2 separate regions of the Homo sapiens genome follow, and region 1 is linked to region 2. The links are chromatin loops, found by intact Hi-C in ENCODE. Cell type or tissue: HepG2. All regions are shown on one strand. Links, peaks and the distances in the headings refer to the core of each region. The heading gives the core; the rest is flanking DNA. Region 1 overlaps CNNM4 (cyclin and CBS domain divalent metal cation transport mediator 4). Region 2 overlaps KANSL3 (KAT8 regulatory NSL complex subunit 3).

Region 1 (11,933 bases), core at 1,279-9,278, 200 kb before region 2:
TGAAACCACTAGCCTGTAGGTGTGGACGAAAAGGCAGCTGCATGTTATAAAACAATATTACTCATACTTTTGGATCAAGCTTCTTTCAGTCCCATGGGTAGGGAGGAGGGGCAATTTGCTGAAGCCCACTGCCCTTCCAGTACTCACAAGCCAAGGGCCCTATGGGATCTGTTTCACAGGACTCATGCTTATGGCAGCTGAGCACATCTGTCCTGTATGTCTGCCAGCAGCCACGTCCCTCTCACTCCTGTGACGACAGCCTTGACTATATTTAGAAATTCCATTTCTGATTGCATTTCACTGCTGAATGGTCCTAGAATCCTTTATTGCCCTTGTCCCATCACAAGAGACAGCCAGCCACAGCCACTTTTATCTCAACAACATACTGAATACTGACAGAACAAACAGGCAAGTTGTAGATTCACCAGGATTTATACATATTTGATTTTTTATTACCAATCAAAAATAAATTCCATATATCGTTTAGCAAATATCATTGTTTTGTGACAAAAGACACAAGAGTCATAACAACAAAACTCCCCGAGAGTCAAACTCATAACGCCAAAATAAATCACAAAAATATACAAATTAAAATATTATGCAAAATAAATACGGCGGCTGTCACCTGCCTACCCATTTGGATGCCCTTTGCAAAGGTCTCCCTTACGTGGAAGACACAGTGGGTGGGCCAGTTCCAGGGTATGGCTCATCCCAGGAACCAGAGGTTGAAATAGGAAGGGAAAAATTGCACTGGGAAGAGGAAGTCATCAGACAAACAATATTTGGAAATAATGATGACCCTCTGTGAGAAGGGATGATCAATGGGCCAGGGAAGAGGAGGAGGGCCAGCCAGTTGGTGGTAACCGTGTGCACAGAGGTCACTGTGGAGGTGTGTGCACCTGCCCCTTTTGCTTCACATACCCCCACCAATGTCTTTTGCTCTACCTGGCAGTCAGGGCTGTCAGGAATATAGCTCTGCCAGCTTCCAAAAGGACTTGGGAGCAAGCTGCTCCTGTACAAGACTAAGGGCTTTCCCCCACTAGGGAACAAAAGTCTGGTGTCTTTTTTCCTTACAGTTGAGAACCCATGGGTGTCACCACCTTCTCTCCAGGCTTCCAGGAGTCAGTTCTATGGCTAGGAGACCTCAGACTGGCCAGGGGTAGGCATACTTGGTGCAAGACAATCCCTGGTCCTAAGAGTTAGGATACTCTAGGCACCTGGAGAGCAGGGCACTTGGGGTGAGGAAAGGAGTGAATAAATAATAATCAGGCGGAAGGCCTGCAGAGTTTCACCTGCCAGGCTCTCGGGACCCAGCTCCTGCTGCACCCAGTGGAAGGACCAACATGGACCTTGGTCCCACAGCCTCCCCAACCCTGGGAAGCCTGGAGTTTTGCAGCAGGGCCTGATTCAGCCCCAGGGAAGAGGCGCCAGGGCAGGAATTCACATGAGGGCAGAGCTCTTAGTACAGTACTACTAACTTCAGCAAGGGCAGGATGACCTCTCACGCTAGGATCACACGTGTGAGAAAGAGGGGCTGCAAGCTGCATGCCTTTAGGAGGAGCCCTCCTCTCCTGAGGTTCCATAAGTGGGTGGATAAGGCCAGGTGAGCCTTGCCAGCCACAGAGGAGAGGACATAAAGAACCTGCTTCCGTGGCTTCCCACATGTCCTCTTGTCTCCACCCCCAAGAGGGACTGAAGCTTGGGGATTCGAAATAAGGGGTCTGGGAAAAAGGCTTCAGTCAACAAGTCAGCCTTGACTGTCATTGTGGGGCGGGGGTGGTACTGACTGCTAACAACGCAGATGCTGATGACTGACAGTTCCTTCTGGAACCAAAAGGAAGAACCCAGACAAATCACCTCCAACACAGATGCCCTCCCGCCGAGGGAGAACCTTTGGTAAAAGTGAGGGCAGGGCCTGGGGAGCAGGGGTGAGCAATCAAAGGCCTGAGACCCTGCCTAACACTTGAGTCAGCCCTGTCACAAAGGGCCAGTTGTCCAAAGGGCCAGATGGGAGGCAGGGTGGGGATGTGTCCTCAGCTGAGTCCCGACTCACCAGGAGAGGCTGTCGGCAGAGTTCTAGATTTCTGGGTACAGCAGTTGACAACAGATGTGCTCCTCTGCATAGCTCAGATTATCATGTCCCTGATCACAGCTACCCAGGAGCTCGTGGCCTCAGCGTTGTCAGATAAGCTACAGCGCAGGTGCTCAGGCAGCTGATCTCCATGCCATTTTGTTCTTTGCTTCTGTGAAGAGCTGTCTTCCTCCCAACAGATAAGCCTCCACTGGCAGGCTCTGGGATCCCACCTCCGGAGGAGGAGGAGGAGGAGGAAGGGAGAGCTCCCTGAATCAGGGACACAAGCTGGAAGGCCATGGCTGGGAACAGATTATGTCCGTTGCTTCCCGGGACAAGAAACCCTTCCTCTTTTATAGTTTTTAGGAAAAAAATATTTTTTTTTTAAATAAAGTTCCTTAACCCTGTCTTCCCTTCCCAAAATGATATTTAAAAAAAAGTGATGAGCCTACTTTAGAAATTCTCTCAGTAAAAAACAGCCTTTGCTTACGGTAGCTGGCCCACTGCCCCCCCTATCCAGGGCTGGACAGTGCCACCTCAGAGCTACTCAGAGGTCCCTGGCAGAGGCCAGATCCCCCATAGGCTGGGGGCCATCTGGCTGTTCAGTCAGACAGGCTATCTATCCGTATCCTTTCTGGACTAACAGGTTCCCTCTCTTCATGTGGGCCCACTGGGGAGGCCCCCGCAGGGTGGGCAGGGGGCCCCGGGCCCTCCTGTCAGATGGCATTCTCGTGGGAGGCTTTGTGCAGCAAGGAGTTACGCTCGTTGAGAAGAGTTGTGGTCTCGTCCACCACAGGCAGCTCAGACTTCTCGGCCAAGTTCTCCATGTGGGTGGTGCACCCGTCTATGGGAAACTGAGGGCTGTTCTCCATGCGAGAAGCCAGCAGCCCGTTCTGGTACTGCTGCCGAGTGATCTGCATGAGGAAGGGATGAGTTCATGGAGGGAGGGGCTGGGAGGCAGACCCTATCACCAGGCCTGGAGAAACAGGGCCAGGATTGAGGCTGTGAGTTGAGAGAGAACATGACCAGTCAGCGTCTCTGGAAGCCCTTACAAAGAACAAGGTGCACGAACAAGAGAAGAAAGCATCTCAGGGCTGGGCACAGTGGCTCACACCTGTAATCCCAGCACTTCAGGAGGCTGAGGCGGGCAAATCGCTTGAGCCCAGGAGTCTCAAGCCAACTTGGGCAACACAGTGAGACCCCATCTCTATAAGGGGAAAAAAAAAAAAAACCCGAAGCCACATGCACACCTGTAGTCCCAGCTACTCAGGAGGCTGAGGTGGGAGGAATCCTTGAACCCAAGAGTTCAAGGCTGAAGTGGGCTATGATCACACCACTGCATTCCAGCCTGGGCGACAGAGCAAGACCCCATCTCCAGAAGAAAAAGGCATCTCGGGTTTGGGCCCACCATGCTGGGTTTGGTGGATGAAAGTAGTAGCTGATTCCTGAGCAGAAGATAGCACTGCCCAGACAGGGCAGTGAGGCACTCACCTTGATGTACTGCAAGTCCACGAGTGCCCGGACGCTGAAGTCAGAGATGTACTGGCCCAGGACAGAGCTGCCAAACTGGTTGCTGCTGCCTGCCAAGGTTGCTGCAGTTGAGACGTCTGTGCGGTCTGGGTAACTGAGGGAGGCTGAGCGGCTGAGTGGGGTGGGGTGTGCTGGGGAACGGTCTGCAGGGAGAGCAGAGGTTGTCATGCCAAAGGCCACTCCGATGCCCACTCTCACCCTCATGTCTCACCTCATCCCATGGAAGCCCAGGGACACCCCACCCAGGAACAGGAAGTCATTCTTAGGGACAAACAGAAGCATGTAGAAGGTCTGACTGCATAAGGTCTGACTTCGTTAAAGCAAATGAATTAGTTTGTTTAGAACTATTGTGCAACAAGTATTAAAAAGTCTACCAAAACAAATCAACCAAACAGAAAATAAAAACCACAGACTTAGAAAGTTTATGGCTACAAAATCTCTCGTTTCCCACAACAACCAATCAGTCAAGGGCAACACAATGATCATCCTAGCAGGACAGGCAAACTGCCATTCTTAGGCTGGGCACAGTGGTTCACATTTGTAATCCCAGCACTTTGGGAGGCCGAGGCAGGAGGATGACCTGAGGTCAGAGTTGGAGACTAGGCTGGCCAACATGGTGAAACCCCATCTCTACTAAAAATACAGAAATTAGCCAGGCATGGTGGCAAACACCTGTAATCCCGGCTACTTGGGAGGCTGAGGCAGGAGAATCGCTTGAACCTGGGAGGTGGATATTGCAGTGAGCCAAGCTGGCACCACTGCACTCCAGCTTGGGTGACAGAGCAAGACTCTGTCTCAAAACAAACAAGCAAACTGCCATCCTTGTCTCAATACCAGCTTGTATCAAGTGACATAAACTGCATACTTTTAAATAAAAAATATGCATTAAAAGGAAGAATGTATAGTTTGCACTCTCTCTCTGTGAATACACACCCCACACATAAGATGCCCCGTCACACCTTTTCTTTGGAGACAGAGTCTTACTCTGTCACCCAGGCTGGAGTGCAGTGGCATGATTTTGGCTCACTGCAACCTCCGCCTCCCAGGTTTAAGCAATTCTGCTGCCTCAGCCTCCTGAGTAGCTGGGATTACAGGTGCCCAACACCACGCCTGGATAATTTTTTTTCTTTTTCTTGTTTTTTTGGTTTTGTTTTGTTTTTGTTTTTGTTTTTTTGAGATGGAGTCTTACTCTGTCACCCAGGCGCATTCCACCATGCCTAGCTAATTTTTTTTTTGTATTTTTAGTAGAGACGGGGTTTCACTGTGTTAGCCAGGATGGTCTCGATCTTATGACTGCTGGTGATCCGCCTGCCTCAACCTCGCAAAGTGCTGGGATTACAGACAGGTGTGAGCCACTATGGCCCTGCCAGCCCTGTCACCTCTTAAATGCTCTTATCAGGGGCTGGGCGAGGTGGCTCACACCTGTAAGCACCTTAGGAGGCCGATGCGGGCAGATTGCTTGAGCCGGAGTTCAAGACCAGCCTGGGCAACACAGCAAAACCGCATCTCTACAAAAAATACAAAAATTAGCCAGGCGTGGTGGCTTTTACCTGTGGCCCCAGCTCCTTGGGTGGCTGAGGTGGGAGGGTCACCTGAGCCTGGGAGGCGGAGGTTGTAACGAGCCGAGATTGTACCACTACACTCTGTCCACCCGCCGAACACCCAAAAAAGAAAATGCTTTTATGGAGTCAAAAGTGTGTTTTGCACACAACCTACTCAGCGTGAAACACAGTCCTACCCACTTCCACCTGCAACCCAGCCAGCCTGGCCGGGGCGGGTCAGGGTGACAGGCGCTTCTCCCCTCTCATGAGGCAGAGTTGTAACAATCTCGAATCTCGAATAAGAGTTGTAACAATCTTGAATAAGGAAGAATGGGCTTCTTATTTTGAAAAAGAAACTGCTTTTTCAAATGATATACGTTACTGTATATCATTAACTTGTTTTTGAGAACACAGGAAACCATGAAACGCACAAAGAAGTTAATTGTGAAGACATGCAGGATGGTTTTAAACAAACAGGAAGCGGACTAAGCTGATTTGCTTATTTAACTATTAAGTTACTAAGTTAGCCATTCTAACAAATTGCCAAGTGAAGAGAACAAACATACTGAATCTAGTGACTCAATGACCAATACAATTTTTAACTAAGGGCGCGCGCGCGCGCGCGCGTGTGTGTGTGTGTGTGTGTGTGTGTGTGTTGGATAGCTAGGGAAGGAAGAAGAGTAGAGATGAAGAACAAAGGGGAAAATAAAAATTAAATGAGACAAAAGAGGGACCTGGTAAGGTCTTAGTGGGTCGTGAACTGAGGATAATCATTAATTCAACTCTGAACCCAAGATCTAATTAAATAAAAAAAAAAGAGAGAGAAGTCTGAGTTCAAGTCTTTATGACTGACGTTATCAAAAGTGGTTTCATGTTTATGTAGCTCTGTATTTTGTAGATTTGAGAACATTTTAGCTGGAAAGCTAGTAATTTCATGTTCCTAAAACATCTAATTATTTTCATAAAACTGAAAAGAAGGTGTCAGCCCCCCGCCCGGCCAGCCGCCCCGTCCGGGAGGGCGGTGGGGGGGTCAGCCCCCCGCCCGGCCAGCCGCCCCCTCCGGGAGGGAGGTTGGGGGGGGTCAGCCCCCCTGCCCGGCCAGCCGCCCCGTCCGGGAGGTGAGGGGCGCCTCTGCCCGGCCGCCCCTACTGGGAAGTGAGGAGCCCCTCTGCCCGGCCACCACCCCGTCTGGGAGGTGTACCCAACAGCTCATTGAGAACGGGCCAGGATGACAATGGTGGCTTTGTGGAATAGAAAGGCGGGAAAGGTGGGGAAAAGATTGAGAAATCGGATGGTTGCCGTGTCTGTGTGGAAAGAAGTAGACATGGGAGACTTTTCATTTTGTTCTACACTAAGAAAAATTCCTCTGCCTTGGGATCCTGTTGATCTGTGACCTTACCCCCAACCCTGTGCTCTCTGAAACATGTGCTGTGTCCACTCAGGGTTAAATGGATTAAGGGCGGTGCAAGATGTGCTTTGTTAAACAGATGCTTGAAGGCAGCATGCTCGTTAAGAGTCATCACCAATCCCTAATCTCAAGTAATCAGGGACACAAACACTGCGGAAGGCCGCAGGGTCCTCTGCCTAGGAAAACCAGAGACCTTTGTTCACTTGTTTATCTGCTGACCTTCCCTCCACTATTGTCCCATGACCCTGCCAAATACCCCTCTGTGAGAAACACCCAAGAATTATCAATAAAAAAATAAATTTAAAAAAAAATAATAAAAAAAAAAAAAAAAAAAAACTGAAAAGAAGCCAGGGTATAACAACAGAGACTAAACTGAGTAATACTCTATCTTTGTGCTTAAGTAAAGCTTTGATTTTTATTTATAAAACTAGGAAACTACAGTTTCCTAGTTTACAGTTTATAGTTTATAGTTTCTCAGGAAACTGGCCATTCTATGATGAGGTTGTGGTATTCCCATGCAAGAACAGGAAATATTTTAGAGGATCATTAGAGGATCAAGTGCAAGTATCTAATGAGTAACATCTCTGATTAAGTTCTAGGAAAAGCAGAAATACTAGGGGTATTACTTAATACTTCACATAGCTATCTGAATGATGGAATGCTTTTAATTAATGCTAACACTCTAGAAACAGGAACTGAATTTTATTTTTAAAATAAACAATTTATTTTCTTTTTCAACTGAATTTATTTTATTATTATTATTTTTTAAAGGGTCTTGCTATGTTACCTCGGCTGGTTTGAAACTCCTGGGCTCAAGCGATCCTCCTGCCTCAGCCTCCCAAAGTGCTAGGATTACAGGAATGAGCCACCAAGCCTGGCCAAGAGACTGAATTTAAAACCAACACAAATTAGTGACATGGGCAGAGTGCGGTGGCTCACACCCGTAATCCCAGCACTTTGGGAGGCTGAGGCGGGCGGATCACCTAACATCAGGAGTTCAAGACCAGCCTGGCCAATATGGCAAAACCCTGTTTCTACTAAAAATACAAAATTTGGCCAGGCACGGTGGCTCACGCCTGTAATCCCAGCACGTTGGGAGGCCGAGGCGGGTGGATCACGAGGTCAGGAGTTCAAGACCAGCCTGGCCAACATGGTGAAACTCCGTCTCTACTAAAGATACAAAAAATTAGCCAAGGGTGGTGGTGCATGCCTGTAATCCCAGCTACTCAGGAGGCTGAGGCAGGAAAGTCACTTGAACCTGGGAGGTGGAGGTTGCAGTGAGCTGAAATCGCGCCATTGCACTCCAGCCTGGGCGACAGGGTCAAGACTCCATCTCAAAAAAAAAAAAATACAAAACTTAGCTGGGGGTTCCTGGCGCACGCCTGTAGTCCCAGCTACTCGGGAAGCTGAGGCAGGAGAATCACTTGAACCCGGGAAGTGGAGGTTGCAGGGAGCCAAGATCGCACCACTGCACTCCAGCCTGGGCGTCGCAGCAAGACTCCATCTCAAAAAAAAAAAAAAAAAAAAATTAGTGACGTGACCTATTAAGATTAGAGGTCCGGCCAGGTGCAGTGGTTCATGCCTGTAATCCCAGTGCTTTGAGAGGCTGAGGTGGGGGAAGTCTAGGAGTTTGAGACCAGCCTGGACAACATAGTGAGACCCCCATCTCTACAAAAAGTTAAAAAAAAAATTGCCCAGCATGGTGGCACCTGCCTGTAGTCCCAGCTACTTGGGAGGCTGAGGTGGGAGGGTCACTTGAGCCCATGAGGTTGAGGCTGCAGTGAGCTATGATTGCACCACTGCTCTCCAGCCTAGGTGACAGAGAAAGAACGTGTCTCTTAAAACAAACAAACAAAAAAACAGAGGTCCTAGAAAAAATTCACCAAAATCCATTTTGTCTCTGAGAGATGAAATTATGATACTTTTTAATTTTTTCAAGACTTTTTTCTATTTTCCCAATAAGCTACCTTACTTTTATGAGTAAAGCAAAAAATAAATAAAACAAAAACTGCAAGGTTTTTTTTTTTTTAGACAGAGTTTCGCTCTTGTTGCCCAGGCTAGAGCGCAATGGCACGATCTCAGCTCACTGCAACCTCCGCCTCCTGGGTTCAAGCGATTCTCTTGCCTCAGCCTCCCAAGTAGCTGGGATTACAGGCACCTGCCACCACGCCCGGCTAATTTTTGTATTTTTAGTAGAGATGGGGTTTCACCATGTTGGCCAAGGCTGGTCTCGAACTCCCGACCTCAGGCAATCCACGCACCTCGGCCTCCCAAAGTGTTGGGATTACAGGCATGAGCCACCGCGCACGGCCAACTGCAAGGTTTTGACCTGGTAATTTCATTGTTGAAAGGATATCCTAAGGACATAACCTTAAACACAGGGAAAGTTTTTTGCTTTTTTGCATAAAAAAGTTTATATCATGGTATTGTTTATAATAAAGACCCCCATGAATATGCATAAAGCGTAAAGTGGAGAATTAATCAATGAGGGCACACCTGCTCTCAGGATTCAAACCACAGGTGCATCACCTCCCGGCCATCCATGAAACCAGAGCAAGCCCAGAGGAGGGGAGGGAGGCTGAGGTCACACTGGGGAGGTTTGAAAGGGACAGGGAGTAACTGCTTCTAAGTCACCTTTTCATCTACTTATTTATTTATTAAACAGAGGGTCAAAATAGCAGAGTATACCTTGGAACAGTTCAGATGGAAGAAGGCCCAGCTGTACAAATGTAAAATGGATATCCCCGGGCTGAGGTGACGGGTTTTTAGGGCAGTTGGGGTGTGAGGAGCTGAAAGATGCTGGTGCTGCTCCTGATGGGCACAGGCCACACCTGATGAGACCAGCACCGTCCTGTGCCCTCTGCGGCCTGGTTGCACACGGGAATCCCAGCAAGCCTCAAGCTGAATGAGTCTGACCCTATTCCCACCGACTCCCCGGACAGGCATCAGGAGCATGACACATCCAAGGCCAGAAGCAGCATATGGCACTGGCCTTTCCTGAAAGACTTTCTGGTTGGAACACCACATTTTCATTGTAATCAGGAAAAAACAGAAATAATAATAATTGAGCTCTAACTCAACATTTTACATGAATTCTCTCACGTACTCTCCTGATAACTCTTATGAAGGGGGTACACGCATTGTTCCCATTTCACAGAGGGGAAAGCAGAAACAAAGACTATCATTTAGCCAGCAACTGTGGAGGTGGCTCTTGACTAGGCAGTCTGACCCGGGGCCATGCCCCTCATGGCCTCGCAGTTGCCTACTGGGCCAGCAGCTGAACGGGAAGCAAAGCTTGTGAAGAAAATCGGAAAGTCTTTTAGAGAAAGCTGATGAGATGACAAGTCACCCTGACACGGTGTGTGGGTGGCCTGGAGCAGGAAGTGCTTACCCGCTGGGGTGCGTCTCCTCTTGGCCGTGGAGGGCAGCAGGCTGGCCGGTGCTCACTTGGCTGGGCCAGGAGCAACCCTCCACTCCCAGCCTATCCTCTGGGTGTGCATGTGTGTGTGTCTGTGGTTGTGTTTCTGTGTGTATGTGTCTATGGATGTGTGTTTCAGTGTGTGGTATCTGTGTGTGTGTGTGTCTATGGGTGTATCTGTGTGTGTCTGTGTGTGGTATCTGTGTGTCTCTGTGTTTGTGTGTCTATGGGTGTATCTGTGTATATATACCTGTGTGTCTGTGTGTCTATGGATGTGTATCTGTGTGTGTCTGTGTGTGTGCCTATGGGTGGGTGCTTCTGTGTGTGTGTGTGTCCATGGGTGTGTGTCTGTGTGTGTCTCTTTGTGTGTGTGCCTATGGGTGTGTGCCTATGGGTGTGTGTTTGTGTGTCTATGAGTGGTGTATCTATGTGTGTATGTGTATCCTGGTGTGTCTACGGGTGTTTCTCTGTGTATGCCTCTGTGGCATCTGTGTGTCTATGGGTGTATCTGCATGTGTGTTTCTGTGTGTGATATCTCTGTCTATGGGTGTCTGTAGTATCTCTGTCTGTGTGTGTGTCTGGGTGTGTGGTCTCTGGGTGTGTGTGGTCTCTGCATGTGTGTGGTCTCTCTGCGTGTGTGTGGTCTCTCTGCGTGTGGTCTCTGTGTGTGTGTGTGTGTGGTCTCTCTGCATGTGTGTGGTCTCTCTGCGTGTGGTCTCTGTGTGTGGTCTCTGTGTGTGTGGTCTCTCTGTGTGTGTGCTATCTCTGTGTGTGGTCTCTGTGTGTGTGTGGTCTCTCTGTGTGTGTGCTATCTCTGTGTGTGGTCTCTCTCTGTGTGTGGTCTCTGTGTGTGTGTGGTCTCTCTCTGTGTGTGCGGTCTCTCTGCATGTGGTCTCTCACTGTGTGTGTCTCTGCGTGTATCTATGGCTATGTGTATCTGTATGTGTATCTCTCTGTGTGTCTCTGTGTGTATGTGTCTATGAGTGTGTGATCTCAAGCACCAAGAGATCTTTGGGGGCCCCTTCTAGAGCTGAGGCAGCAAAGCTGCCTAGAAATTGGGCCCCAGCCAAGCAGAGCCACTGAGGTCTGGCGGCCCACATTGAGCAGGCGGGGGTCCGGGTCCATGTGGGGAGGTTAATGCAGCTGCAGTGTGCAGGCACAGGCAGCAGGTGGCAGCGTGACCCTCAGCTGTGCCACGTTACCTGTGAGCCAGCAGAGCAGGGAGTTCCGCTTGCCAGGCGGACACCCGACCTGGACTGAAGGCACTGGAGCAAAAGAGAAGGTCAGTGATGGGCGCAGTCAGGAGACAGGACACGGAACCACAGGCACAGGACAGAGGCAGACCTGACGGGGCCAGGCTGCTTTGGGCAGAGATGGGCCCAGTGGAGAAAGGGACATGGCTCTGCTGGGAAGGGTGCTCAGGGCACAGCGGTGAGCCCTGTGCGGAGACAGGCAGAAGCTGGCTGAGTGTGCCCAGTCATCTCCCCTCTCTTCTGGCCACACCAAGTGGGAACAGAGAGACTATGGGTCAACGGACAGAGCCTGGGCCCTAACCGGGCCTCTGAGGCTTCACTGCACAAACAGTGCCTGGGGGAAGCCTCCCGTGCCTGCCCGCCCTTCTGAATGAGATTTCCTCAAACTGAACAGAGAACAGCTGCTCTTGGAGGCACAGGAAGTCATCCCCAGGCCTGAGGCATCTGATAGGGTTAACCTGCTCAGAGCCCCGCTCTGGGGCCCTGTCTGTCCCCTGCCCAGGGAGCCTGCCATGCCCCACTCATCTGGTGGAGGGGCCGAGGACATGGTGGATAAGCCAAGCTGGGTGTCAGTATTCATGGGTGCCCTACCCCCGTTCCCCCTCGGGGTCCTTTTTGTCAAAGGACAGTGAGAGGCACAGCACAGAGGTTCTCTGGGAGCTGCAGCTCGTACCCCACTGGCGTGGCCTGTTCTCCAGCACCAAAGTGGACT
Region 2 (11,933 bases), core at 2,497-10,496:
GCTGCCATTGTGGCAGAAGATGCACCCGGATATTAGGACAGGAGAGGAAGAGGTGAGACTGTCTGGTGGGTCTGGACCACTCCTGGATTCTGGGTAGGCTGAGGTGCCATGAACTCAGTTGACGTTTAGACAAACTGTTCTGTTATTTACAGGTGTCAGTAATGGAGTATGTCACTGCAGTTGTCTGCCTTGGGTTTCCTCTGCTTACTGTGGATGGCCCCAGAGGGGTAAGAATGTGGTAAAGCTGAGTGCTGGGTCATTGGCAGTGGGAGCGCGAGTGTGCATGCCTTGTCCAAGCTGATGCTGAGGCTGACTGCAGTTGCATGGCTGATCCTCCTTAGTGGAGTTTCTGGGTCAGTGCTTTGTGAATATGAAGAAGCCGATTCTAAAACCTATACCTGTTTTAGGATGTAGATGATCCCCTCTTGGATATGAAGACTCCAGTCCTCTTTGTCATTGGTCAGAATTCCCTTCAATGTCACCCTGAAGCCATGGAGGACTTCCGGGAGAAGATTCGAGCTGAGAACAGCTTGGTGGTGGTTGGGGGAGCTGATGACAATCTCAGGTGGGTGGATTCTCCCAGAGCTGCAAGAGAGCTGTGTTACAGTGTTAGAGATAAGCCTGGAAGCTGGCAATGTAACTACAGACCAGTCTGGTTCAGTTAAAAGACAGCATTAGCCGGGCGCGGTGGCTCACGCCTGTAATCCCAGGACTTTGGGAGGCTGAGGCAGGCGGATCACGAGGTCAGGAGATTGAGACCATCCTGGCTAACACGGTGAAACCCCGTCTCTACTAAAAATACAAAAAATTAGCCAGGCCTGGTGTCGGGCGCCTGTAGTCCCAGCTACTCGGGAGGCTGAGGCAGGAGAATGGTGTGAACCCAGAAGGCGGAGCTTGCAGTGAGCCGAGATCCCGCCACTGCACTCCAGCCTGGGTGACAGAGCAAGACTCTGTCTCAAAAAAAAAAAAAAATTAAAAAAAGACAGCATTAAAAAAACCTTTTTTAATATTTGAAATTTCAGATTTATAAAAAGTTATAACACTAGTACAAAACAATTCCTATATACCCTTCACCTGATTTTCTAAATGTTAAACATCTTACATAGCCAAAGTGTAATTCTCAAAATCAAGAAATTAACATCTACATGATACTGTAATTTACAGACTCATGTTTCATCAGTTGTTTCCCTAATGTCATTTTTCTGGTCCAGCATCCAGCCCAGGATCACACTTGGATTTAGTTGCCATGTCTCCTCAGTCTCCTTTAATTTGATAGAGTTCCTCCATCTTTGTCTTTCACGACCTTGAGCTTTTTTTTTTTTTTTTTTTTTTTTTTTTTTGAGGTGGCGCCTGGCTCTGTCGCCTATGCTGGACTGCAGTGGTGCAATCTCAGCTCACTGCAACCTCCGCCTCCTGAGTTCTGGATAGAGTTGATCTATTAAGCTATAGGTATAGGAATTCTGGAGCGGACTGTCCTGGGCACTGTGCTTGGTTTCTTTACATATGTTATTTTGTTTAATCCCCACAACTCCATGAATGGGATGTTATGATTCCCCATTTTGCAGACACGGAAACAGGTTCGGAGAGGTTGCATTACCTGCCTAAGGCTAACATGGCCCTCCTTCTGGGGCTAGAAAATAAACAACCCAGAAAAGAAATACGTTCTTATTTTCATAGGATGCCGTGCAATGTGTAAGAAGTAAACATGTCATCCTTTTTGTTTCTTAGAATAAGCAAAGCAAAGAAGAAATCAGAAGGGTTGACTCAGAGCATGGTGGACAGATGTATTCAGGTAAACAGTTGTTTTGTGTGCTTTTCTCAGCTAGGCTTGCCTTTCTGTAGCCTTTTAGGTTTGGTCTTATTGGTAGTGGTCTCTTTGGCTCTAAGGCCTCCACTGGGGCCTCTGGTAGGTCTCAGTCATAAGCAAAGAAAAGAAAAATGAGAGTGGTGAATTAATGTAAGCAAAGCATCACGGGGGAGAGTGTTGGAAAAGTGGTGGAATGTGACCACCCCAGAGCTCCCCCTGACAGAGGCACTTGCTGGTCTTCTTGAACCACAGTTGCTCAGAAGCCTGGGATTTGCGCCAGACCTTGTTTGAGTGGGGAAGGACTGGCACATGCGGATGCCAGAGCTGAGGGAGAATCTGTTTTAGTTGGAAAGTATATGAGAGGTTCCCATTCTCCAGATGAGGACTAAAAGGCCTTGGTTGGCTCCTCTCTACACTAGGATGAGATTGTGGACTTTCTGACTGGAGTGCTCACTCGTGCTGAGGGTCACATGGGCTCTGAACCTCGGGATCAGGATGCTGAGAAGAAGAAGAAGCCCCGCGATGTGGCCCGCAGAGACTTGGCCTTTGAAGTCCCTGAGCGGGGCAGTCGACCTGCCTCCCCAGCTGCCAAGCTGCCCGCCTCACCCTCAGGCTCAGAGGTAGTGTGAGCAGGGAGGGAGCGCTTTTGCTGGGGAATCAGCACCACAGAGTTGGTTCCTTAATTTCCTGGGGATGCCTCTGTCTTATTAGTGCCATGGGCCTGTGAGTTCCTACAAGGGGAATTCCAGAGGGACATGCTGACTCATGGTCAGATCCTAGTAACATTGTCTCATCTCTTGACCTTCTCACCTTACTCAGGATCTCTCCAGTGTGTCCAGCAGCCCCACCTCCAGTCCCAAGACCAAAGTGACCACAGTGACCTCTGCCCAGAAGTCCAGTCAGATTGGAAGTTCTCAGCTGCTGAAGAGACATGTGCAGCGGACAGAAGCTGTGCTGACCCACAAACAAGCTCAAGGTATAGGCACTTGGCCAGTGGCTCCTCTTGGGTCTGTCTTCTGTAGTTCATGTCACATGGCAGTTGCACAGTATTGATATCTATGGCTTTTTTCAGGGGGATGTGAGAGGCGCCCTTTCTCACATTTCTGTGCAGGCAAAATTCAAAATTAATTATTGAAATGAATGCCAAGGCCTCTGAGTTAGTGGGGCTTTGTGATCACTAGTTATAGCTTTGTCTTGCTGTTCTGGGGAGGCTAGGCTTTATGAACATGTATATTGGCCTAAACTTTTTTCTACCTTGCCAGCCACTCCTCCAGTCGGGGCTCTCCAATCATATGTATTGGGTGATTGATTTTATTAATCAGATTCTAGGGTAACTCACCTGGCATCATGCCCTTTCTTTGTTTGACCCTTGAAGCGTTAAGATTCTCACACTGAGACTTTCAGTGAAGTTTATCAGGGTTCTCTGCATACAGGTTTCAGATGAAGCTGGGAAGTATTCCTATAGTCGAAAGTAAGAGTTTGGTGAGCTGCGAGTGCTATGAAAGGAGCTATAGAAAAGGGAGAGTTCATTGGGTAGGGAAAGAAGAAACAGTGGTTCTGTCCCCCTTCCCCCACATTGATCCAGTTGGGTGGCCTTGAGGTAAGGCCTCTTGGGCATTGGTGTTTAACGATGTGTCCAGGAGCATGTCACCTGAGCTTTTCAGGAATAGGGGTGCCTGGGAAGAGGCAGCAGCCAGAGCTGGCTGTCTGGCAGACAGACGTGGAGGGGATAGGAGGCTCATCTGTTTACTTTCCCTGTGTTTCTTTTAGTGGAGCCAAATGATCAGAACCGAAACCCAGACCTCTTGTGAGTTTGCTTATAAGAGTAGTACTAACAAGGAGTAGAAGTGTGAGTGGATGGGAGGAGTTGAGAAATGAGGCCAGGCCCCAAGGGTCTGCGCGGATGCTCTGCCATGGATCTTCATGAGTGGTGGCCAGAGCCAAGTCCCGTGTGGACAGTGTGTCTTTACACTTCTGAAGAAGACAGAGCTGGTGGTCTGCTGTGCTTCTGCAGAGGGTGATTAGTTGAGAATCTAAGGAGTTTGGAAGGCTGATTGGCGAGCTGGGTTTGAAATGGGGATCTAGGGTGTCATGGGGGAGAGTAGCAGCTTTAGAACCCTGGCTTAGCAGAGCTGATGGGCAAACGGGGAATACTAATAGCGAACATATATGGAGTCCTTGCTGTGTGCCATGCCTTCTTCATGGCACTCGCATTGCTGTAGTTTGTTGAGTTTTGGCATGGCCCCATGAGGCAGATAGTACTATTCAGTTTTAGATGCTTCTACAGACTGACTCCGTGGCAGAGTCAGGTTGCCATGCAGTAATTTCAGAAGGAGCCCCTATTGGCCATTTTCTACAACCTTTTTTCTTATTCCCTCTCTTTTTCTCCCTTCTCTGGCTGGCTGTGATTCTGTAATTCTTTCTGATTCATTCCAGCACAGTTTGCTGCTTTTCTGAAACAAAATATGCTGGTGAGGAAAGCTCTTCCTCCTGGCACCTCCTCCTGTCTCTTTGGTGAGTATTACTCTTTCTTGCCTGCTCGTCCACTACATTCTGCTCCTCAACCCCTTATTTATTTTCCATCTCTGCCTCTCATCTGCCTCAGTTTGGTTTCCTCCTGTTCTTTTCTCTCTCTTTCTTTGTATTCTTTTGTTTTGCTGACCCCTTTTGCTTACTCTGTAGTCTTTGCCCTTTTTCCATTCTTTTGTTTGCTTCTCATGGTGTTTTCTTTTTTGTCTCTTAGTGTGGTTCTTTCTTTCACTACGGTCTTGGCTCTGCTGCTTTTTTGTATGTCTGTGGCATTGCCTGAGTCTCAGTTTCCTTGTGTGTTTTTCTCCCTGCCTCCTGTCCTGTGTTTATCTGGTGGCTACAAGCCTACCAGCCACATATCAGCATAGAACCTGAAACTCCTTTCCCCTACACCCTCCTTCCTACTCTGATTTTAGCCAGTGCATTTGTCCCCTAAGCAATCCTTCTAGCTGGTTATGTCCTGACTGTTGCCTCATGCCAGGACCCCTCCTCCCTCCTCATGTGACTGCTACCTTCCTCCCCACACCAGTCTTTGCTTCCCTGTGCTACAAGAGGACTAGGGTGGACTTCTGGGTTTAAAGAGGAGGGAATCTTTGAGGAAGCTTGAAAGATAACCTAAGAGTCCAAAAAGCTTGGCTGTATACATGATGAGCCTGTTTGATTCAGTGGAAGTGGAAGCCCATGTGTGAACAGATGGCCTTTGTCTGTACTAGTACACATGACCTGGGGACTAGGTTGTGACATGGGCCAGTGTTGCCCTGTTACTTTTGGGTGGGAGCCGTGAGGTTGCCTGGTTGAGGTACTCTCTCTCCTAGTAGCTACTCATAGCCAGCTTTTAGTCCTGGTGACACTCCTCTTCATTGCCTCCATTTGGCAAGTGGATCCTCAACTGTGGGCTCTTAGGGCAGGGTGGGACTCTTGAGAGCCTTTGGAAAACTCTACTTTTTAGAGAGGACTGGATGACCTGCTCCTCCATGAGTTCTCATAGAATGTTTGATGTCTCCAACTGTGTGATGATGTGGGGAGGGCTTCAGACAGGAAGATGATCACATTTTTTGAGTCTGAGAAGGACTGTTTACTCATTCTGTTGAATCCTCTATTTTTGTTGTTGTTGCCATTGGCCTTGGCTAGGCAGGGTCAGGATGTCTTCTGTCTTTTAATTCCTACCAACTCAGGGCCCCTTCTCTTCCGATTCCAGTGCAGGATGAGGGATGAGAAGGGTGCCATCCTCTAAGAAGGGCAAAGTGGGGTCCCCCACGGACAGGGCCTGAGTGAAGTGGTCCTGAAGCATGGGCAGTCTCCTTTGAGGGGTGGCCCTGTACGTAGAGTGGTTATCCTGTGTGTTCTACATTCTACACATGGCTGTGTTGGTGCTGGTATTGACTGAGTGTCTGTTGGGATTTTTTGGATTGTGGAGGATCTCAACTCAGCTCCATGTCTTAGTTCCCATTTCATCAGAACCACCAGAGGAAGGAGAGAAAGAGGATCTTAGGGTTCAGCTGAAGCGACACCATCCCTCGAGTCCCCTTCCTGGCAGTAAGACCTCCAAACGACCGAAGATCAAGGTGTCCCTTATCTCCCAAGGGGACACAGCTGGAGGGCCTTGTGCTCCTTCCCAAGGAAGTGCTCCAGAAGGTGAGTTTCTCTTGGTACGTTAAATGAGAACTGAGCTCTCTCAGGTACACAGCATTGCCCTTTGGTGGCCATTCACCAGCATGTCAGCCTTTGCTTTATTTTGAGAGATGCCCGGAGCAAAGAAGACATGAGTCTGTACATGTGGGTAAAGTTGGCATGAGTCCATCTGAATGAGGACCAGGCAGGCAGAATATGAGAGGAAGCTGTGCCATCGTTCAAAGCATCCTATATTTTGTTCTTTTTTTGTTGGCTTCAATTAAAGGTACAGAATATTTCAGGAAGTTTAGAAAATAGAAGGAAAAAATAACCCCAACTCTCCCTACTCTAGCATAGTTCATCTTTTTTCATTTTCCAGTTTTCGTCCGTAATATCTTGCATTTAGCCTAAGCTGTGGAACCTGGAAACATAGAGGCCAAATAGGACTGACCAGGGGCCTTGGGGTTTTCTGTTTTGAAGCTGCAGGTGGGAAGCCCATCACCATGACACTGGGGCAGGCTTCAGCAGGGGCCAAGGAGCTCACAGGACTTCTCACCACAGCCAAGTGAGTGTTTATTGGACCATCTGTGTCTATTCCTTTTTTCCCTTCCCTCTGTTTCTGGTTTATTTAGTGCTTTGGAAAATGATGGATTCTGGATTCTTGTCAGTTTTGGAAATGTGACTTACTTCTGATTGGGATCTTTGTCTTGCTTTTGAGTCAACCCAGAGTTCACTTTTACTTAAGACTCCAAATCGTCCCCTGGCTTTTGCTATAAGTCCTGTAAGTAAGGACTTTTAGAAGACTAGAGGCCAGGTACAGAAAGTGGGACAAAGAAGCTGAAGGTTTTTGGTGTATGTCTGCTGCTGAAAGCCTTGCTGGGCCCCACTCTGTACCCTGCCAGTGTTGCTAGGGCTTGCTGTCCTGTGACCTTTGGATAACAGAGCTCCTTCCTTTGTCTCCAGGTCCAGTTCTTCTGAAGGTGGAGTCTCAGCCAGCCCAGTCCCTTCAGTGGTCTCCAGCAGCACTGCACCCAGTGCCTTGCACACACTGCAGAGCCGCCTGGTGGCCACATCTCCTGGCAGCTCCCTCCCAGGTATCTTGTGGCCCAGCATTCTCCCCTTCCAACACAGAATTTTTGGTCTGCTGCTTCTGGGTGGTCCTGGGAAAGCATCCCTGGAGCTAAATCCATAGGATGGGCCTCTGGGTCTTAGAGTGATCATAGAGGCTTGACGTGAAGCTGGAATTAGCTTGGGCAGAGGGATTCCTTGGCCTTGAATAAATGCAGTGAGTAAATGTCCTGGTCTGCAAGTGAGTAAATGTTCCAGTCTACAGGTGCTGTATCCTCTACTGTAAGGAGAAATAGCCGATAGGACATATATGTATAGTCAGCCTTTCTTATCCACAGGAGATTGGTTCTAGGACCCTCACCACTACCAAAATCCATGGATGCTCAAGTCCCTTATATGAAATTATGTCATACCGTTGGAATTCTATATCCACAGGTTTCTATCCGTGGTTGTTTGAATCTGCAAATCTGCTGTGAAGCTCACAGATAATTGAGAGCTGACTGTGGTTTTACTTTGCTGTTTTAAGCACATCTGCCTGAATAAAACTGGAAATGGTGCTACACTGGGCATTAGCAAAATGAGACATTTTTCTGTCTGTGCTTGTCTCTCTCTTTGTCCTACCCACTAACCCTACTTTGAAAGGCCTGTTGCCTGAGCCCAGCAGGGCCAAGGCATTGCAGAAACCCTCTCCTGGCCAGGCATGGTGACTCACACCTGTAATCCCAACACTTTGGGAGGCCGAGGTGGGTGGATCACCTGAGGTCAGGAGTTTGAGACCAGCCTGGCCAATATGGTGAAACCCCGTTTCTACTAAAAATACAAAAAATTAGCCGGGTGTGGTGGTGGGCACCTGTAATCCCAGCTGCTTGGTAGGCTGAGGCAGGAGAATCGCTTGAACCCAGGAGGTGGAGGTTGCAGTGAGCTGAGATTGTGCCATTGCGCTCCAGCCTGGGCAACGAGAGCGAAACTCCGTCTCAAAAAAAAATAAAATAAAATAAACCCTTTTCCTTTAAGAGAACCTTTCTTATTGCTTTGAGGCTACTTCCTTACTGCTTTGATTGTGTGAGGCGAAGTGAAAGTTGGATATTTATAATTCTTTTGGCTTAAAAAGTTCTTCCCTGGAAAGAAAGGAACAAACTTGGATTTCTCAAAATGGTCTAAAATGTATGACTGATGGTTTGCAGCAGGTGCAGAGCAAGTCCGGGGCAGTGTCTGGCACAGTACCTTTCCTGTGTGGCATCCATTGCGTGTGTGCCTAGTTGGGGAGAGCTTCCTGCCTTCTCTCTGAGGACGGGTGTCCAAGGGCAAGCACCACTGGTGTTTTAGTTGGTGGTGAGGGTGGATGGATGTGGCTGCTCTCGGGATAGTGCAAGTGATTGAGTCTCTACTGATTCCTGCTATGTCCTCTCTTAGGGGCCACATCAGCCAGCAGCCTCCTCCAAGGCCTCAGCTTCAGCTTGCAGGATATCAGCAGCAAGACCTCTGGCCTTCCAGCAAATCCCTCCCCAGGACCAGCCCCACAGGTGCACATCTGCCATCTGCTGGGCTGGGCAGGTGTAGGGAGGAGGCCTCCTCAGCTTAGTTGGTTTTGGCAGGGAAACTAGGTCTGGAGTCAGTGGATCAAGGACAAACAGCCTTCTAGCTACATAGCAGGGAACTTACAAAAGTTAAGGTCTATCATTTACTGTGTGACCTTGGGCAAGTTTCTTGACCACTCTGTTTTTGTTTCTTTGTCTATAAAATGAGGTAATAATAGTACCTCCCTCATAGAGTTGTTATAAGAATGAAATAATATATGCAAAATGCCTGGAAGAGTACCTTGCATGTAGTAGGCACTCAATACATGTTAGCCTTTAATAATATGCTGTGGGCCCTCCAAGCTCGAATGTTGCTGTTGGGCGACAGCTTCTGATCACCTGGGCTTGTGTGTCCCACAGGCCACCAGTGTGAAGTTGCCCACCCCCATGCAGAGCCTGGGTGCCATCACCACGGGCACCAGCACCATTGTCCGTACCATTCCTGTGGCCACCACTCTCTCCTCCTTGGGTGCCACTCCTGGTGGGAAGCCCACAGCCATCCACCAGCTGCTGACCAATGGGGGCCTCGCTAAGTTGGCAAGCAGCCTCCCTGGCCTGGCTCAGATCTCTAACCAAGCATCAGGTGAGTCTCTCATGAGAACTGTGGGGACTCCCAGATCTGGGATCTTTCCCCCAGGACCTTCCCATCTCATGTGGGCAAGGTATGATGTTGAAACCAGTCCCACAGGGTCCTGGCATTGACCTTTGGATTCAGCTGTGTGGACCCATCCCCCAGAGAGGTTGAGAGAACACAGGCTGTTTCCTGTTGCCTTTCAGATTGACTGATAGGGCATAGATGACCCAGCTGGGGAGGAGGCCAAGGGACTGTGTTATGTGGGGGAGAAGCTCTCCAGGAAAGGAAAGCCTCAGTAGAAGGTGGAGAGTGTGACTCAAAAATTCTGCTTCTCTCTCTTTATCTCAGGCTTGAAGGTCCCCACCACCATTACTCTGACACTTCGTGGCCAGCCGAGCAGGATCACTACACTGAGCCCTATGGGCTCAGGAGCAGCCCCATCCGAGGAGTCCTCTTCCCAGGTGCTGCCCTCCAGCTCACAGGTGAGTCTGCCAGGAAGGACTGAGGACATGGGCTTCATTATTGGGAAGTTTAAGACCAGCTGACTGGCTGATTGAAGGGGCTGCCCATGCACTGGACAGACGAGATTCAGATTCAAATTCAAATCTGTATTCTGGAGTTTGTGGCTTTATAATATTGAGCGAATCATGGACATCTTTGAGCTTCCTCTTCTACATCCCTCCCTTGATATTGTGAAGAGTACATATGTTCAAGTGGGTAGCAGTGTCTAGTATTTAATGTTTTTGTTTACTTTTCCTTTCGTTTCATTTTTTTCTCATCCTTGGTTTCATCCTTCAGAGGTTATGAGTAGAGGCTACTTGGCTAATGCTCTTTCTTTGTTTTTATTTTTATTTTTTGAGATGGAGTCTTGCTCTATCGCCCAAGCTGGAGTGCAGGGGTGTGATCTCGGCTCCCTGCAACCTCCACCTCCCCGGTTCAAGCAATTCTCCTGCCTCAGCCTCCCAAGTAACTGGGATTACAGGCGCCCGCCACCATGCCCGGCTACAACAGGGTTTCACTGTGTTGACCAGGCTGGCCTCGTACTCCTGACCTCAAGTGATCTACTTGTCTCGGCCTCTGAAAGTGCTGGGATTACAGGTGTGAGCCACCGCTCCTGGCCCTTTCTTTGTTTTTAAGGACATGGAGACAGAGATATCTCACTATGTTGCCCAAGCTGGCCTTGAACTCCAAGGTTTAAGTGGTCCTCCCGCCTCGGCCCCCAAGTATAATACTCTTTCTTTGACATTGGCTTTCTAGCACTGTGCCTTCCCATATCTTAGCATTTATTGCTGTCTTTTTAGGGCACAGCTAGGTTTTTATAGGTCTCACCCAGGAAGTCATGATTAGTTTCTCTTAGCTGATCTAATTTCCCCTGTGACCTTTTCAAGTCAAATATTTCTAATCTTAAAATGGTAATCTGAGGAGCCACTCAAAGATTAGAAGTTAAGCCAAAAAACAGTTTGAGTCTAGTACTGAGTGTGCTTTCCTTCAGTATCCGCTATACAGCCAAGGCCTTCCTGTGTCTCCCTGTCCTTTCCACCATGTCAACCTGCTTGTGAACTGGAGGTGCAGTGATAGTTCCTGAGCCATTCTAAAAGCTCTTCTGTCTCTTCCTCTTTAGGGAAAATACTGCACAGAGGTCAACACCTGACATTCGTTGGGATCATAGCTACCTTTTTTTGCAGAGGGATGGAAATGTTTTAATTTTATCTTATTTCTTATTTTTTCAATTATAAAAATGATTATGCTTATTTTAAATAATTCAAACATTATAGAAATAATTAATTTAGAAAGGGAAAGTTTCCCATGATGCTACTCCTAGAGATGATGTTCACTGTTAATAGCCTGATATGGATCCATTCAAATTTTTTTTTCTACACAAAGTATGTTATTTTATTTATTTTGTACAAATATGGGATTACAGAGTATGGACTGTTTTGTAACTTGCCTTTTTTTATAAATCATGTCGTGACACGTTTCCCTGTCTGTGTCTTTTCAGAGGCTGGCTAGTATTTCACTGAGTAGATGTATGAAGATGTATTTCACCACCTTCTGTTAGGTAGATAGCTGGGTTCTATTTTGGTTTTTGATATTTTAAATAATGCTCTGGTGAACACTTGTTTATTCTTGTGTACCTCTGGGAGCATTTCTCCAGGCCAGAGAATAAGTAGAGGATGTGTACCTCTAATATCTGGGCAGCTGCTCACTAACTGCCCTTCAAAAAGTTTTTGCTACTTTACAATTCTAGCCACGGTGATGAAAATATGTTTCATATTTTGTGGAAATCAAAATTTTAACTTTATTAATCTGGGTGAAAAATGAAATTGTTTTAATGTGCATTTTCCTGATTACTTAAGAAGTTTTATGTCTTTTATGAAATGTTTGTCATACTCTTTGAATTATAGTGGCTTTGTATATTCAGATGTTAAATCTTTATCTGTTACACAAATTACATATATGTTATTCCTGTCAGTGGCTCATATTTTTTTTTCTTTCTATTGAAGCATTCATTGAATGTCAGTCAGTCTTTTAACTTTTATTTCTAGATCATACAGCCATTTAAATGTTTCATATAGTAAAATCTTCAAATATTTTCCTTTATAGCTCCAAAGTTTTATGCCTTAAGAAAGCTAGCCCTATCACAAGAATATAAAAGTAATCCTTTTTGTTTTTAAAATTTGAATTGTGGTAAAACATATATAACATACAATGTACCATTTTAGCCATGTTTCAAGCTTACAGTTCAGTAGCATTGAGCACATTCACA

Evidence for each region. Peaks named below come from ENCODE experiments on the same cell type or tissue, not always from the same donor. Only the 100,000 strongest peaks of a DNase experiment are listed, where the experiment ranks them.
Region 1: a loop joins it to region 2, with 16 times the contacts of the local background. A loop is called at or near these places in 15 of 110 quality-filtered maps.

What each region holds. Positions count from the first base shown.
Region 1 is chr2:96,800,372-96,812,304 of GRCh38, reverse strand. CNNM4 (cyclin and CBS domain divalent metal cation transport mediator 4) reads right to left here. Exons shown (of 7, transcript NM_020184.4): 6 at 3,563-3,744; 7 at 431-2,985. The coding sequence ends at 2,788. CNNM3-DT (CNNM3 divergent transcript) reads left to right here. Exons shown (of 2, transcript NR_149141.1): 2 at 1-66. Among named protein-coding and RNA genes, the nearest start is that of CNNM3-DT, 7.3 kb to the left of the region's middle. RefSeq lists enhancers at 9,853-9,902, 10,945-11,024, 11,265-11,594. In HepG2, for the core only: no CTCF peak of the experiment used is centred there; DNase peaks (open chromatin) are centred at 1,384, 1,994 and 5,634; H3K4me3 peaks cover 359 bases.
Region 2 is chr2:96,599,358-96,611,290 of GRCh38, reverse strand. It overlaps KANSL3 (KAT8 regulatory NSL complex subunit 3), which reads left to right. Exons shown (of 21, transcript NM_001115016.3): 10 at 153-227; 11 at 408-565; 12 at 1,729-1,792; 13 at 2,227-2,427; 14 at 2,627-2,783; 15 at 5,780-5,971; 16 at 6,428-6,512; 17 at 6,911-7,041; 18 at 8,429-8,538; 19 at 8,953-9,175; 20 at 9,515-9,648. Among named protein-coding and RNA genes, the nearest start is that of KANSL3, 33 kb to the left of the region's middle. RefSeq lists an enhancer at 2,102-3,301. In HepG2, for the core only: CTCF peaks have their summits at 7,002 (motif pointing left) and 8,555 (motif pointing left); DNase peaks (open chromatin) are centred at 2,620, 6,970 and 9,310.